Linked DNA regions of Homo sapiens: region 2 is linked to region 1. Evidence: chromatin loops called from intact Hi-C (ENCODE). Cell type or tissue: Caco-2. All regions are shown on one strand. Links, peaks and the distances in the headings refer to the core of each region. The heading gives the core; the rest is flanking DNA. Region 1 holds the start of NEBL-AS1 (NEBL antisense RNA 1). Region 2 overlaps NEBL (nebulette).

The links. Hi-C counts contacts between places; a loop is a spot of excess contacts. Peaks named below come from ENCODE experiments on the same cell type or tissue, not always from the same donor. Only the 100,000 strongest peaks of a DNase experiment are listed, where the experiment ranks them.
Region 2: it touches region 1 in a loop (4-fold over the local background); 2 of 110 quality-filtered maps call a loop at or near these places.

The regions. Positions count from the first base shown.
Region 1 is chr10:21,168,192-21,176,527 of GRCh38, forward strand. It overlaps NEBL-AS1 (NEBL antisense RNA 1), which reads left to right and starts at 5,799. Exons shown (of 2, transcript NR_046283.1): 1 at 5,799-5,916; 2 at 6,291-6,732. It also overlaps a transcript of NEBL not described here. RefSeq lists an enhancer at 5,378-6,268. In Caco-2, for the core only: a CTCF peak has its summit at 3,380; DNase peaks (open chromatin) are centred at 3,347, 4,940, 6,010, 6,290 and 2 weaker places; H3K4me3 peaks cover 2,971 bases.
Region 2 is chr10:20,855,158-20,863,493 of GRCh38, forward strand. It overlaps NEBL (nebulette), which reads right to left. Exons shown (of 28, transcript NM_006393.3): 8 at 4,556-4,669; 9 at 3,083-3,187. The region is part of intron 2 of LOC102725112 (a long non-coding RNA gene); the gene reads left to right. Among named protein-coding and RNA genes, the nearest start is that of NEBL, 38 kb to the right of the region's middle. In Caco-2, for the core only: CTCF peaks have their summits at 448 (motif pointing left) and 3,325 (motif pointing right); no DNase peak of the experiment used is centred there.

The DNA of each region.
Region 1 (8,336 bases), core at 24-8,023:
AAGCACTCACTACTTCATTCCATTAAAGAATGCCCTCAGGTAGCGATTAAAATGAGAAATCTTTATGTTTTCTTACAATAATTCCAAATGTCTATGCTCATGGTTTCCAATTCTTAAGCATATTCTTAATATTTATTTTAAAGGTTCTTCATTTAATTATGGATGTTTTTTCATAAGAAATGCTACTTAAGCCCTTTTCTTGAAAACTGTGAGAGATTCTGTAAATCAGTAGAAATAATAGCAGAACTTGAATAACTGATATTGAATCTCTAATAGCTAAGAAAAGTTGTCATTTTCATAACAGCTAAATGTAAAGTATGAGCGCTGATTGGATCCTGGCTTTTAAAAAAAACTGTAAAGAACATTCTTAGGACAATGGGGGAAATGTAAAATTAGACAGGATATAAGATGTTATAATAATGCATTTGTTAATTTTCTTAAGTGTAATAAAAGCTCTATGATTCTTGAAGAAAATGTCCTTAGTCTTAGTGCATGCATGACGTAGTTTCTAGGGATGAAATGTCACGATGTATGAAACCAACTTGATGTATGAAATGGAAAAATGGCTCAACAGTGGCCGGGCGCGGTGGCTCATGCCTGTAATCTCAGCACTTTGGGAGGCTGAGGCGGGTGGATCACAAGGTCAGGAGATCGAGACCATCCTAGCTAACATGGTGAAACCCTATCTCTACTAAAAAATACAAAAAATTAGCCGGGCTTGGTGGCGGGCGCCCCTAGTCCCAGCTACTCGGGAGGCTGAGGCAGCAGAATGGCATGAACCCAGGAGGCAGAGCTTGCAGTGAACTGAAATTGAGCCACTGCACTCCAGCCTGCGCTACAGAGTGAGACTCCGTCTACAAAAAAAAAAAAAAAAAAATATATATATATATATATATATATATATATATATATATATTTGGACATATAATTAGATCAAAATATGAAGCAGCAAACATGGCAAAATGTTAATAATAGCTGAATGTCGGTGGAGGGGATAGAGATGTTCCTTGTATTATTCTTTTACTTTTTTTTCATGTATGAAAATTTTCACAATAAAAAGTGACAGGGGAAGACGAAGAGTTGTTTTCATTTAAGCATGTATATACATTGACTCCTGAACCAAACCAGGTACAGATAAAATATTGCATTACATGGAAAGCAAATGTTTCATTTTCTGGTAGCAGTATACATAAGAAAATCAATTTTCTACCATTGACCCGGAGAAATTATGGCGGCCCTCTGGCCACAACCACAGGGAGCAGCTGATTGACATGCACCACGTGAATTAGAGCCAATGAGTCAGGATCCCCAGAGGGCAATCCATACTGCCCAGCCAGTTTACATGGCAACACGTATCCTTTTCAGACTACAGACTGACAGCAGGGACCTTTGAGCCCAGAACCCTCTTAGCAGACAGAATCCAAAACTTTGCCAGGCTCCATTTTCTAGAGTTAGCATATGACATGAACCTAAAGCTAAATTTTAAATATCAGCTGTCTACACATTCATTCACTAAGGATGAATTCCTATTTCCCCCTATTTATCTGCTCAATCAAGTAGACTTCCAGGTTCAAAATGAGGCAAAAATCCTAGGGTGCTACCCTCAGAATTCAACTTAAAACTAAAAATAATGTACTGGAATCATATGAGAAATTTTAGAGAGAAAAATCTATAAACATTCTATACAGGTATGTTGAGAGTATTAAAAATAAGGTTAAGACCTATGAAACAAAACAACGGGATGTTTCTTTTTCATAAGTAGAATCATTTCCTTTTGGGGCCCACATCTCAACGTTTCTGGGCACTCATCACTATCAAGTCAAAGTGCAAAATAGCTCTTCCCAACTCATCCAGAATCTCATAAACTTTTTAAATCAGATTGAACTCGAACTAAGCAATAAGCACTAAATAATTTTCAAGTATCCCAATGCAGTCAATGACTCTACTTCAGTAGAACCTTTTTCTGTCCTTTTATTTTTGATCATTTCTTTTTCTCCCTTATCCAATTCTCTCTCATTGTTGTAATTGCTATTCTCTCCCCATTTTCTTTCTGTCTCTTTCCTCCTTCCCTCCCAATCCCTTCAGGCCTACCAGGGCCACCCAAAGGCATTGTTATCACTGGGGTTAAATTCCTGGCCCTGCCCTGTAAAGAATCCTGAATCCTGATGTGGTCCATAAAGCCTGATGGAAACAGGCTGCCCACTGAAACAGTTACAGGAAGAATGGTTCACTTTCCTTTAACCAAAGAACAATTATCCCGTTTATGGGTGCTTGGGGCCCTTTCCCTTCTCCTTACGCCTGCCTTTGATCTTTAACCAGTCATTTATGGCTCTCTGGAAGGGAAGCAGGAAATCATGATACTGAAACCTCATTTTTGCTTCACGCTATTCCAATAGGAAGCACGGTGTAGGAGGATCGAAGACATCAGAAAGTTTGGGGAATATCTGTGGACTTCCCCTCTCCAAGAAAGTCCTGAATTCTGTTCAATGCCCCCATTTTCTGATTTCTTGAAAAGTTTCTGGTCTACCTGTAAGCACTAAGGAGTAAGGAAAAACACATATTAAACAGTCTTCACCAGATAAAATTTTTTTTAAGTTATTTGCCAGAGAGGTATGAGTGATTCCATTTGCTTACCAAAAATATACTGTCTATGATAACATACTGTCAGTATGTAATGAAGCATGAATTAACCAAGGGCCCTCCATCTCTAGGAGACCTGAATGATGAACCTACTTCAAAAACTGTAGGGAGGATGAATCTCTGGCAACATTCCAGCCAAAAGGCCAGGGGTCCAAAGGCCCCTTTGCTGCCTCCAGACTATGCCAACCACACAGGGGAACTGGTGAGAAAACTCAAACATCAGGCCAGGTGCGGTGGCTCACGCCGGTAATTCCAGCACCTTGGGAGGCCGAGCGGGGCAGATCACCTGAGGTCCAGAGTTCGAGGCCAGCCTGACCAACATGGAGAAACCCCGTCTCTACTAAAAATACAAAATTAACTGAGCATGGTGGCGCATGCTTGTAATCCCAACTACTCGGGAGGCTGAGGCAGAAGAATCGCTTGAACCTGGGAGGTGGTGGTTGCAGTGAGCCAAGATCATGCCATTGCACTACAGCCTGGGCAACAGGAGCAAACTTCTGTCTCAAAAAAAAAAAAAAGAAAAAAAAAAAAGAAAGAAAGGAAAAGAAAGAGAAAACTTAACCATCAGGGCCAAGAGCTTACAGTTGAAAGCAGTCTGGGGTAGGGGGATGTTCACAGGAGTGGAGAAACATATGCCCCTGGGCAGCAAGGTAGACATTTGGAAACACTAGCCAAATCAAACCACCAGTAGCCTCCAGGAGTGATCTGAGCCCCCTCCTGAGCCTGATCCTCTCAAGGCCGCAATTTCATTACCCGCCACATGGGGGTAATAATAGTGTCCCCTAACTCGTAGGGTCGTTGTAAAGATTAAATGATCAGTATGCATAAAGTGCTTAGAACAGAGCTTGACACACGGTGAGCGCGATATAAATGCTAGCTAATTGCTATTCTAGGCTAGCAGCATGCCTACACAAAAGCCTTCCAAAGAAGGCTTACCTTTTTTAATCCCCACCTACTACAGCACTAACCAGTCGGAAGTACCCGGTCTACTTCAGTCGGTCTACTACAAACGACCTACTACTAACCAGCCAGGAATACCCATGTCTTTGGTTCCATTCTCCAAACCATTCTTTGATTTCCTGTTTAAGCCCAGAATCTCTGCAGTGGTCTCAGCTAAGACCAAATGAGCAAGACTCCTTTCCATAGCAACTAGGTTCAGGTATGAAATTGCAGTATGGCAACATCCTATGATTAAAATGGAAATTGACACAGGATTAAAATGGAAATCTACCTGACATGCACTTCAGAGCCCACACGTTCTCAGTGGGGAAGTTCAGCAGCTTCTAATAAGTGTCCCTAAGGCTGTAACACTGCGAACCTCAAAAACTAACCTGATTGAAGATGCATAGACGTTACCCAACACATTAGAAAGGTATAAAAAGCAGTGATCGTCAACAAAGTACATGGCCCCAGAGTCTGTGATATAAACAGGTAACTGGCCCCTGCCACACCTGGGTGACACAGTGAGTCAGTTCTTCAAAACAGGCAGGTCCACTGGCTCTCAAGCTCTGAGGCTGTGCCACACCTGGACAGCGTGTTGACAATACTTACGCATTACAATAGGGCTTCTTTTCATAGCCTTTGTAGTTGTTCATGTTGAGTGCCATCTTGCAGACCTCACAATGGAAACATCCTTTATGCCAATACTGGAAAAAAAAAAAAAACATTTAAAAATACAGTACAATGCCAGTTCTCACCAGGATGGGCACAGAAGGAAGGCTTTTTAGTGCATCACAGTCCCTGTAGCTGAAAATATTACAACAAAAAGAGTGTAGGGAACTGGGGATGTGTTTACCTACTTTCAGCTAAGTAAATAAAGCAGGCAGCTCTGAAAATGGAGTCTTAAAGGAAAACCCACCGCAATACACAGACGCACCATGGACGAACTGTCAAGGTTCTGTCGAAACAGCACTTCTTTGAGCAGCCAGAAACGATTTCTGAGCTCGGTTAATGAAGAAACGGGGCCCAGAGAGTGGCTTCGAAACCAAAAGGAATCCAGTTCAAAGTGTCTAAATGCAGGGTTTGTAGGATCTCAATAAATATGTGTTCACCCGAAGTCAGGCAAGCTGAGGGGGCTGCACGAGAGCTATGTAAGTACCCCTACACCTGACCAGCTTCCACTAAAATGCTGGACCTCGGACTCTGCCCGGGATGACTGTCAGGATGGCAGCTTGTTCTAAGGAAGCATTTGTATCTTCAGACGCAAATTTCCCCAGAACGCCCCTGGCTGGTTTCAACTGTCAGTCACTCCGGATCGCTCCTGGGTGTCTCTCTCCCGGGCTGTTCATCTCCGTCCCTGCCCGGGAAGGGCAGGGGGCAGGGCTGGAGGGGCCCGGCTACAGAACTACTTCCCCTGGAATTCCCCACCCGGTGGATTAGACACCCGTGGGTCCGGCTTGCCGCGCTGAGCCGGAGCTCTCCAGCAGGGATTATTCTTAGCAATGCGGCAGCGGCCGCCCCATGACATATTAATTACTATTTGCCTCTCCCCCTCGCCGCGGTCACAGGAGGCGCTGCGGGTGGGCGGTGAGGTGGGATCGCGGGCGGATCTGTGGGGCGGGGGGCGGGGGTATTGTGGAACACGAGTGGAGGTGGAGGGGGCGCGGCTCGCCGAAGTGCCCCCCTGGGTGCCCAGCCTGGTCCCTCCGGGGTCCGGGGCTGCGCACCGCCGTGCGCCCTCCGCAGAGGCTCTGCCGATGTCGCACCGCCCCGCACCGCGACAAAAGCCCTTCCCGGTTCCAACATCACAATCGCCAAGCGTGGTCTCTGACACTCCCGCTGGCGTCTTCGTTCGCGCGCCCTCCCCCCGTGCCAAGGCACACGCACACGCACCGACCCACTCATTGCTTTCCATCCCAGGTGCCAAAACTTCTCGAAGCAGGTGCAGCCCCTCGCCCGGCAGGTCCAGGCTGGCCCGGCGCCCCCTCGCTCACCTTATCCAGGCAGTTGACTTTCTCGGTGGGATACACGACTTTTCCGCAACGGGCGCACTGGGGGTTCATGATCGCGGTTCCCGGGGGCGGCGGCGGCGGCGGCTGCTGGCTCCCAGGAGCCGCTGTGACATCCCCCGGCGAGCCCCGCACCGCCTCCTGGCAGGCGGGAGGGCTGCGGGCGGCGGGCGCCGGGTAGGGAGTCGGCGCCGGGCCACGGGTGAGTGCACGGGGAGGGCGACGGGGCCTGGCGCCTGGGGCCGGCCGCGCTCTCGGGCTCGCAGGCGCTGGGTCTCGGCTCCGGCTCCGGCTCCGCGCCGCTGGCTCTGCGTCGCTCGCACTCCAGGTACGGGTGACTCACACAGTCACTCGCGCCCGCCCCTCGCGCTCACTCGCTCCCCCGCCTCGCCGCCGCCGCCGCGCAGGCCAAACCCACCGGCGCGCCCGGACCGAAGTGGCAGGGAACGTGCACGTCGGGCACCCTGGGAGGGAGGGCGCAGCGGGGGAGGGGGCGGGCAGAGACCCGGAAAGCTCCGCAGACCGCCGTGGGTGCGACTGTGCGGCCTGGGGAGTGAGCCTCGCGCCACCGCCGCTGCAGGCCGGGGAGCCCAGGTGGGCGGCGGCTGGGGAGGGAGGGATCCAGGCGGGGGAGGTGACAAACACCGGTGGGGAGAGTGCTCAAACCCGCGTACTCCCTTCCCTCCCTCTTCTCTTCCCCAGCCGGGGGCACCCTCATCCCAGGCTGACTGACGTCCCTGGCACCCAAATGTCGCGGGGAGTGCGGGGCCAGGGTGCGCCCTCCCTCCTCCTCCAGCCAGTGAAACCCGGGACAGCGGCACCCAGCCCCAGGGCGGAGGCCGTCTCTGCTGCGCGCAGCGACGCACCCAGGCCCAAGGGCCGGGAGATCCGCGGGGAACCCGGAGACCTGCGTCCCAGAGGGGCCGAGGGTTGCACCGCGCCCGCTCCCACGGGCCTCTTCCGAGAGGACGCTTCTCCCTCGTGTCCGCGGGAAGTCCTCGGATCCTGGATGAGAAAGAGCCTTCTCTCACCGGCTCCCAGACCCCGCGCTTTTTAATACCTGTCCTTGCAGAGCGACTGGTCATTTTAGGCCCGAGTCGAGCCTCTCTTGATTAATAAATGAATATGGCTCGTTTTGTTTTAAGTGTGCGTGGATGTATACGTTGTATTGTTTTGCAATTCAACACCGCAAAGATCTGGGAAAAGTTCTTCACCTGCATTAAGGAAAGCAATTACAAACTCGTAGTCCAAACCAGAAGAGCCAGAAAATCAAGTAGAAGGCTCAGGGTAGGATGAAACCAAAGGGAACAGGAATCGTTTCTTCCTTTTAATAAGATGTCAGGTTATTGGACTCACTTGATGAGAGGCAGCAAAATGAATCGAACACAGCCTGGGTTCAAAGCCTGACCCCGCCATCTAATGATGTGACCTTCTGCAAATTCTTAGTCGCTCTATGCCTCAATTCTTTAATCTACAAAATGGGAATAAGGACGCAGCTACCGAACAGCTTCTACTCTCCTGCTGTGAGGATTAAATGAGTCAGCAGTTCCGAACTGCTTCAATCGGCCTGGCTCAAGGGAAGCTCCACGGAAGAGTCAGCTAGGATTATTATAAATTGGTTATAACAAAGAAGCGAACACATTCCGTTGCTAGCGCACAGATTAAGACTCAATAATGCCACATACCAACTGCCACTGCTCTGACAAATATTTCTGTCATTTCAAAAAAATATCATGGCTGCAGCTTTTCATGACAAAAGAAAACCATTGGTTTCTGGGCCTCTTAAACAGCTGCACTGATGGACATATTCATAATAATGCTGTACTGTTTGACTTTCCAGAAGATGTAACTTCTTTAAAGGATTCACCAAATTCAACAGCCCCTGAGCCACTCACTCACTGCCATGTTCACAAGTCCACCTCAAAAGCAAATAAAATGAGAATTTGCTGTCAGAGAGGATCAGCTGTCTTTTAAAAATATTTCAGAGCTCATTAGAAATGTATGACGAGGGGAAAAAAAGTATGTGATCGCCTGAAAGGCAGTAGTTTTTTTTTAAACATTTACATTTTCATAACTGTAGATCATGAAATATAGTTTGAATATCTTATTCTCTTTTTCAAATTGTAAGCACAAAATTCAGAGCAAGAATGTTGGTGATATGTGACATTATAGCTGATTACATCTAACCTTTGAACTTTAAGTTATGTTTAATCTTTTTTTTTTTTTCTGAGACAGGGTCTAACTCTGTCACCCAGGCTGGAGTGCTGTGGCACAGTCATGACTCACTGCCTCAGTGAGTGGCAGCCTCGACCTCCCAGGCTCAGGTGATCCTCCCGTCTCAGTCTCCTGAGTACCTGCGACCACAGGCATATGCCACTATGCCCTGCTAATTTTTGTATTTTTTGTAGAGATGGGATCTTGCGGTGTTGCCCATGCTGGTCTCAAACTCCTGGGCTCAAGCGATCCTCCCACCTCAGCCTCCCAAAGTGCTAGGATTACAGGCATGTGGCACCACACCCAGATACATTTTATAATTTCTTACCAAACCAGCAATGATCACAGTGCCTGACATACAGTATGAATGAAATGAACAAATACATTAAAACCATATTCATGTGATATTTTATTCTCTGAAGAAGCGATACATGCTCAGAGTTACATTTTTCTCTCATTTTTTTCTCATTTTCTACATCAAACCAGCTTCTAAGTTTCTTAATGCCATTTTACTGATGTAAGAAGAATTTTAAT
Region 2 (8,336 bases), core at 321-8,320, 310 kb before region 1:
AGCGGAGGTTGCAGTGAGCTGAGATCGTGCCACTGCACTCCATCCTGGAGACAGAGCGAGAGTCCGTCTTAAAAAAAAAAAAAAAGTGTTTTTTTTTTAACCAGTTAAAATCTGGAAAGAAAGATAATAATACAGACTTTATAATTTGATTAGAAGTTATCTTGTAATATGTATTTATAAAATAATCATGAATGTAACAAGCTACAACATAGTCCATTACTGAGTTAAAATCCACAACAAATACATATAAATATATGTAAAATAATGAATATATACTGAAAAATTCAGTAAATATTGTTCCCAACACAATTATCGATTTTAGTTACAAAGAATTTCAGAAACTCCTATTTAAGAAAACAAAACAAAACAAAAAAAAAACGAAGGAAAACTTAATTGAATTAAGATCTGCAAAAGAACTTCGAATGCGTGTCTTTCCTTATATAACAGTCTCTGCTACCTCCTAGTGGGAGATACACGGAGTAACACAAAATATATATTTCTTAATTTATGTAAAGTTGTGAAAGAAACTCAACACTACCAGAGGTCCATTTTCCAGGGGAAAATGTTTTCCAAAACTTTAATTAGAATGATTTTACACAGTAATTAAGGCACTCATATCACTCTTTAGAGTTTGGGTTAAAATAAAAGTAACTCTGATGTTGCTAAAGACATCTAGGGGTCTTTAAAACAATAGCTACTGTGACAAATGGATAATTTTGGCAGAATATCTCTTATTGAGCAATCTTATTCAATCTTTTAATTTATAAATCAACACAACTCCAATTTTTTACATTAAAATGTTAAAGTAGGCTATTCTTTGTTTCTTCACAAATGCTAGATAAAGGAGGCCATTCTAATATACAATAAAGTTGAGCAAATGTATACAGCTTTATACAATGTACACAACTTTGTAAGGAGACACTTCAAAAGGAACACATTTTTAAGTCTTTCTCTCCCAGGAAGTAGTCAATCACAATTTGTCTATGGGGAAAAAGAAATCTGTCCTCTAGGCAAAAGCACCACCTAAATGAAGATCTAAACTTTATATATGATACATGAAATAAGTAACGTATGACTTTGCTGTGTTTTCTCTGTTGAAGAGATGATAGAAACAATTTATATTAGACTGCGATTTTTTTCTCTGTTATTATAAAATAAAGGTCAACGTTCTTGAAAAGCAATATTGCATAGGAGTGGCACGCTTTCTTCCAGCCACCAAATGTTGAAATTACCACCATGATATTTTTATTGGCTTATTTACACATGAATCCCCATGTCCCTAGGAAATTGAATTTAAGTATGGCTAGAGAAAGGTCAAGGGCAAATGCCACTGCCATGATGAAAACTGGATGCCAAAGAATGAATGTGAAGAAAGCAGGGGGCTCAGGGAATAGAAATATATCAATTTTAGAAGCATATCTATGAGTCGTGGAGAAAAAAGACAGAAATAGAGACACTCAAGGAATAGAGGAATGTAAAAAGAGGTGTGGGAATGAAGACTGAAGTGCAAGCCAGCATGATGTAAGTGTCCTGGAACTGACTGCCAATTCTGGGCCCTCCAGATATTCCTCTAACCTCCATTCCCTGTTCAATAGCCTGGGAACATTAATGTACTGCTTTTCATCCAAGGACCAATGATTAAAAAAATAAATAAATTTATTTTTATTTTATTTTATTCTATGTATTTATTTATTTTTTAGACAGAGTCTCACTCTTGCCTAGGCTGGAGCACATTGGTGCCATCTCAGCTCACAGCAACCTCCCAAGTTTAAATGATTCTCCTGCCTCAGTCTCCTGAGTAGCTGGGATTATAGATGCCCACCACCACGCCTAGCTAATTTTTGTATTTTTAGTAGAGACGAGGTTTCACCATGTTGGCCAGGCTAGCCTTGAACTTCTGACCTCAGGTGATCCACCCGCCTCCCACAGTGCTGGGATTACAGGCATGAAACACCATGCCCAGCCAGAAAAAAATAAACTTTTAAAAACTCTGTATGAATTATTTGCATGCATAATACCATTAAGGAAGGAAGACAGTGGCAGTGATATTCCAGAAAGGAGGCTTACAAAATAATAAACATACATTTCAAAACACTGAAGCCAAGTATAGATTATTTCTAAAATTGACCTGAAGCTGTATCTCCTTATTTAACTGTCTGGAAACTAAGTTTTGCCTATAGATTTCTAAGTCTAGGCCCATCAACTGAAGACAACTATCTTCATTTTTTCTCATGTCTTCCCCAACATATATTTCTGCATCTAATCTATGCCTGGCCCAAAGCAGATATTCAATAAATTATGATTAATTTTGAGCAAGTGAGTGAGAAAGTGATTATTAAAATAGGTATGGAAATAACTTATGGTCAAATAAGAGCTCATTGCCACCATGAGATGTACAAAATGGAGCCAAATGTGTCTTAGGGCTGTCAGTTACGAGAGCTAGCGAAGTCAGGGTCCTGATGTGCTATGGGTTGAAACAGCATTCAGCGTAGTGAGAGTCCTGCAGGACTGACCACGTGGGCAGTGCACCCAGATATTTTCATCAAGACATGAAGAACTCACCTTTCTCTTCTGGTTGCCTTGACCGAGAACATGGAAACCATGACAAGACTAAAAGCGATGTGTCAATGCAGTATAAATGCTGTTAGGAATTATTTGCAGAGAAAATACAGTTTAGACTAAGACAATTTTTCATGCTACTGAAGGCGTACTAAATACAAGACACTCTGGTCTGGCCTGCATAAAGTAAAATATCCCTGACTTGAGAGCCTGAACTTCAAGTGGCTTTAATCTAACACAGATGAAGTAAGGGAAAGAAGAATGATGGAAAGGCCACTGTGCAGACACTTTGAAGTATAGTTGTATGCAGGAGATACTGGAGAGCAAGCAAGAACCTCCTTTGCAAAGTGACAGCTCTGGTGGGATTTCTGCAAGCAGAGGACTGTTTTTCAATGAGTTAGTTAACGAGGGAGGAGTGAGGCACAGGCCTTCTAAGGAAGCAGGTGAGCACATGAACGCTGCAGACATATTGGCTTCTTGGAGCCACAAGGCAACTACGGTTGCCGCTAGATGAACCACTTACGCCGCTGAGCATTTTGCTGGCTTTCAAAACATGGTCTAAAAACAACAAATTTGGGAGATCTGAAACTGGATCATGCATATTTTGAATGTCTTTCTTGTACTTCACCTATGAAAATAACATGGAACAAAATACCATCGAGGAGAAGAAAATATTATGCTTTTGCATTATTGCATTTTTCATACATCATAAAGTAGGACTATTTAGTGGTAAATGGACAGACGAATTTACAAGGAGCCACTAGATGGTGCTGATTTACTACTGAATGAATTTTAAAAAGTTATTTCTATATGGGCTTGAGAATACTTGGATAATTCCTTTTGTTGTTCACATATTCAGGAAGGGTAATGTCAATAGAATAAAGTAATTTTCACAGTAACTCTGCTTTCAAAAAATAAAGAGAATAGCCACTTTATTCTTTAGAAATTACTACAGTATTTCAACTATGCTTTGTGGAGATCTGAGGATTTTGATGTTTCCCATCCTATCACCACAGGCTTTTTTAAAGCAACTTTTTGAAAATATAATACCAGTAATAATAAACCATTGATAGCAAGCATATCACACACTTACTATGTGCCACTTTTCTAAATTCCTTTATATGTATTAAGTATTGAATCTCCACAATAACCTCTTTATTAAGTAGGTACTTTAAGTAGCCCCATTTTATAGATAAGAAAACTGAGGCATAGAAAGACAAAGACATAGTAATACTTGATAAAACAGGATTTAGATCCAAGCAATCTGACTCCAAACCTTTAGCTTTCAGCACTATGTTCCATGTTCCTTTAAGTATATTTCATCTCTATTTCTAAGAAAGCAACAGATCAATAATACATAATTTTTATACTTGAGAAGGAAATCTAAATATTTTCAACTATAGCAAAGTAATCAATTTTTTGATGTTGCTGTTTTTATACTCTAATTCTAACAAGAATTTAAAACATCATTTCTTGTAAAATGAATTTTGATGATTTTTAAAAACACAGAATGAAAACAAATCACATAAGGAAGTACTTCACAGCATTTTCACAAGGGATAAAAAATAAATTGTGAGGCATTACAGTAAAATTTCTAAAAATTTCTTTATATGATAAATTACCATGTACCAGGCAGTACTTTACAATAAACTCAATTTCATAGCCATAATTACATGAGGTAACTACTGTCCTAACCACTAATTTGTGTTAATACAGACCACTTCTCTGCAAAATTCTATAATCTATTTCCACTCTTGAACAGATATAATAACTTCATTTGCAACACTATTCCTACTTATTAACTAATTAGTAATCAGTAACCATTAAAAATTAATTACAATAATATATTTTTCTCAGAAAAAGCTTTAGAAAAATATGCTTCAGTTCAACTACAAATTACTTGGAAGCTAAGTATCAGTAATTACAACACAGTCGATTCTAAAAAAAACAAGAATCAAAAGATTTTGAAAATAATTTTCTATGAATTACAACTTACATTGCTCGCCAGTGTAGCAGCAAGCTGATTCTGCCTAAAAGAAGCACTTTCAAGAGGATTGTAATGATGTTTCTTATCCTTCATTTCATTATCAAATTTTTCTTTGTATTTAATCTGTCATAAAAGAGAAATAGTACATGTAACTTTACATTTAAAAGTAACACATATGATTTTCACGTAGATAAAATAAAAGCTACCTTAAAAATGAATGTTGCCAAGTGTAAATTCCTGGTATCCATCGCCTTCTATAAAGCTTAATTAGGCACAAAAGTTTTTATCTTTAATAAAAAAAACTCTGCTTCTACATTGATCACAAATGCAATTAGGCATGAACTCAAATCCTATTAATGAGAATTATGCACTAAAATACCAACATTTTTAAATGTCAGTTTTCATTTCTGCATTTCTATAATCTATGATCAGTTAGAAACCTAGACCACAAATGTCTTAAGGTCTAACACATTTAGAAAATAGATTCTAGGCCCCAGAATTTAAATATTTTTCCTAAGGGAATTATTCCAAATAAAGAGCATGACGTGTACCACAGTTTTTCTCATCATTTCCTATACTTCATTTGCTCAAAAATTTAGTTTTAGGAATTACATTTTCTGAAATGTCCTGGGTCAACTTAATGTCAATGTAAAACTTTCTCTGCTTTAATTCCACTAAATTCAGCAGGAAAACCATCTCCAATACTCTCTCTAAATTGTTTGTCTCCTTTTAAAGCACTCTTAAAACAACCAAAAAGGGATTATCAACTTATTTGGTAGGACTATATTTTTCTCCATGTATAGAGAAATATGAGAATGCATGTCATAACTAATTAGAATATAAACACAAGTTCACTACAAAAAGAAAAAAAAAAAAAAAAAAAACCTAGCTATTCACATGTCATACCCCCTTTAACTTACTGTAGCCAGGAAAGGGTGTATTGATTTCACAGGTCAAAGTAAGCTGTTTTGTTCTCTCATAATATTTTTCTGATGTTATAATTATTACCATGTTTGGTTTTCTAACAACATTCTGATAATGCACCTTTATTCATACATCTAAAGGCTCTGCTTTGCAGAAGACTTTATTAAAAAGCAATTTGGGATGACTCTCATCAAATATTTTAGGCATGCATAGGGTGATGGTCTCCTTCAGGGACACATGTTTGGAACCTATTAGAGAGAGCTAGAGAAAATCTTGGTGGGAATACAGCATTTGGTAAATATTTTGAGATGGTTTACAGGGAATATTTTCTGTTCTGGTTCCATTTGATAATAAAAAATTTCTGATATTCTCAATACCTTACAAACTGATTTTAAGTAATCAGCAAGAACTCTTTAAAAAAAGAAAAACTGACTTTTTTTATTATTTTGTGTCTTGAAATCAATAACAAAATTACAAATGAAATAAATTTAGATTTCCTTCAGTACTTTATACAGTAGGTGGCACAAAAGCAATGATTCACTCTGCCTGGTCGTCCCTTAAATATATAGTCTTAGAGTCTCACTCTATCACCCAGGCTGGAGTGCAGTGGCACGATCTCAGCTCACTGCAAGCTCCACCTCCCAGGTTCACGCCATTCTCCTGCCTCAGCCTCCCAAGCAGCTGGGACTACAGGTGCTCGCCACCACGCTCAGCTAATTTTTTGTATTTTTAGCAGAGACAGGGTTTCACCATGTTAGCCAGGATGGTCTCGATCTCCTGACCTTCATCTCCTGACCCACCTTGGCCTCCCAAAGTGCTGGGATTACAGGCGTGAGCCACCGCGCCCAGCCACAGTCTTATTGCCCTCTTCACCCTTCTGCTATACTTTTACCATATTTTCGTCACTGGTTCTGTCTCTCCTAAGTTTGTAGTGCCTAAAGGATATTCACTGAACAAAGATGGTGGACTCTTCAACAGCCTTCCGCTGGAATGACACTTCTGACTCAGCCAGATTCATTAACACTGTATTAGCTAAATGGTAAAAGTAGGTTATATGATCTTTGCACACACAGAGCCCATCATACTGTTTTTGCAAACTCTGAGGTTTCCAGCATAATTACACTAGAGTATTTGAAAATGATACTGATAAATTCCTTTGTTATTAAACCTTGCATATGCTCTCCCAAGTAAATGTTACAGACACCCCTTCCTCAACTTATGATGGGGTTGCATCTCAGTAAACCCACCGTAAGTTAAAAATGTAAGTTAAAAATGCACCATATACCCCTAACCTACCAAACATCACAGCTTCGCCTGGCCTACCTTAAACATGCTCAGAACAACTCCCTTAGCCTATAGCTAGGCAAAATCATCTAATAACAAGCCTGTTTTACACACGTTGAACATCTCATATAATTTGTTGAATACTGTAATGAAAGTGAAAGGCAGAATCATTATATGGGTACTTGAAGTATGGTTTCTACTAAATGTGTATCACTTCCACGCCATGGTAAGGTTAAACAGTCTTAAACTGAACCACTAGAAGTCAGGGACCATCTATGCATTTCTAAGAAACAATAATCAATCTGTTATTCATATATTTATATTAAATGTAATAATAAGCATTGTATTGTGAAATTTATCTTGTTTGAACGTTCAGTACAGTGAGTGATTTGATTCAAGATGCCTAAGGAACAAAAACACAAGTTTCCCTCATTAATGAACCACAATAGTAACATAACTACATTATATAAAAAAATGCACGGACCAGACACTGACACCCAATTGTTTCTAACCTCGCTCTTTCTGTAAGGAATGCAGGTAAAATGAACTAAGATCACCAAATGGTTGCAGTGAGTCACATCACTCACCTTCGGACTTGTTCACTCGCCAACTACACAGACACACTCAACATTCTATTGTATTTTCAATCTAGAGTTCATACATCTGTGTGTCTACCTCCTCATGCAGGTTTGCATCTTCTGAGAGATCCAGGAAATGCTTTTCCTTGACTATAACTTGTTATCCAACCATGGAACAAGGCATAACCCTTTCAGTTTTAAGATCATTTGAGAAAGGGAGGAACAGGTATTGGAGTGACTTTGCCATGGTTTTAAGACACAATGTTACTCCTTATACCTACATAATTATTCTGGAAACAAATGAAGTTACTCCATATGACTGGCTTTATTTACATTATGACTAGTGTGCCTAGTGGTCCCAATATTTATCACCTTTTTTTATTAATTTTTTTTATTTTTAATCTCTGTGGGTACACAGTAGGTGTATGTATTATATTTATGGGGTACATTATATGTTTTGATACAGGCATGCAGTGCATAATAATCACATCAGGGAAATAACACCTTTTGAAAAAATACTGTATAGGTATATAGGATCAAACTCCTAGATGTTTTTTAAAGAATTATAAGAGACAGCAGGATTTTCAGAGGCTCACACTTGGAGAAAACACGGATACTGTTAAGCTACAGTGACGGCATTGTAGCTCCCCATAACTGCACAACTTCTCATATAAAGAAATGAGAAGTTACATCTGCATATCCTCATATGAGGATCCAGATCCTCATAACTGCACCTGGGTATGTGTGAAGTCTAACACGCAAACCCAAAACTTTACACTGACATCATCTGTGACTCAGAATCGCAAAAAGCCAGCAAAGGCACAAAAAAGCAGACCCTGAATGAAGGTGTTTCACCATAGCCACATAAACACATTTTAGCAAAGAAATAGCTTGATAAGTGTACCTTAATTATCATTGAAAATGAAAAGTAAGCAAATAACACAATACTACGTATCTATAGATATCAATCCCCAGCAATCTTGGATGAAATCAAACTAAAAGCT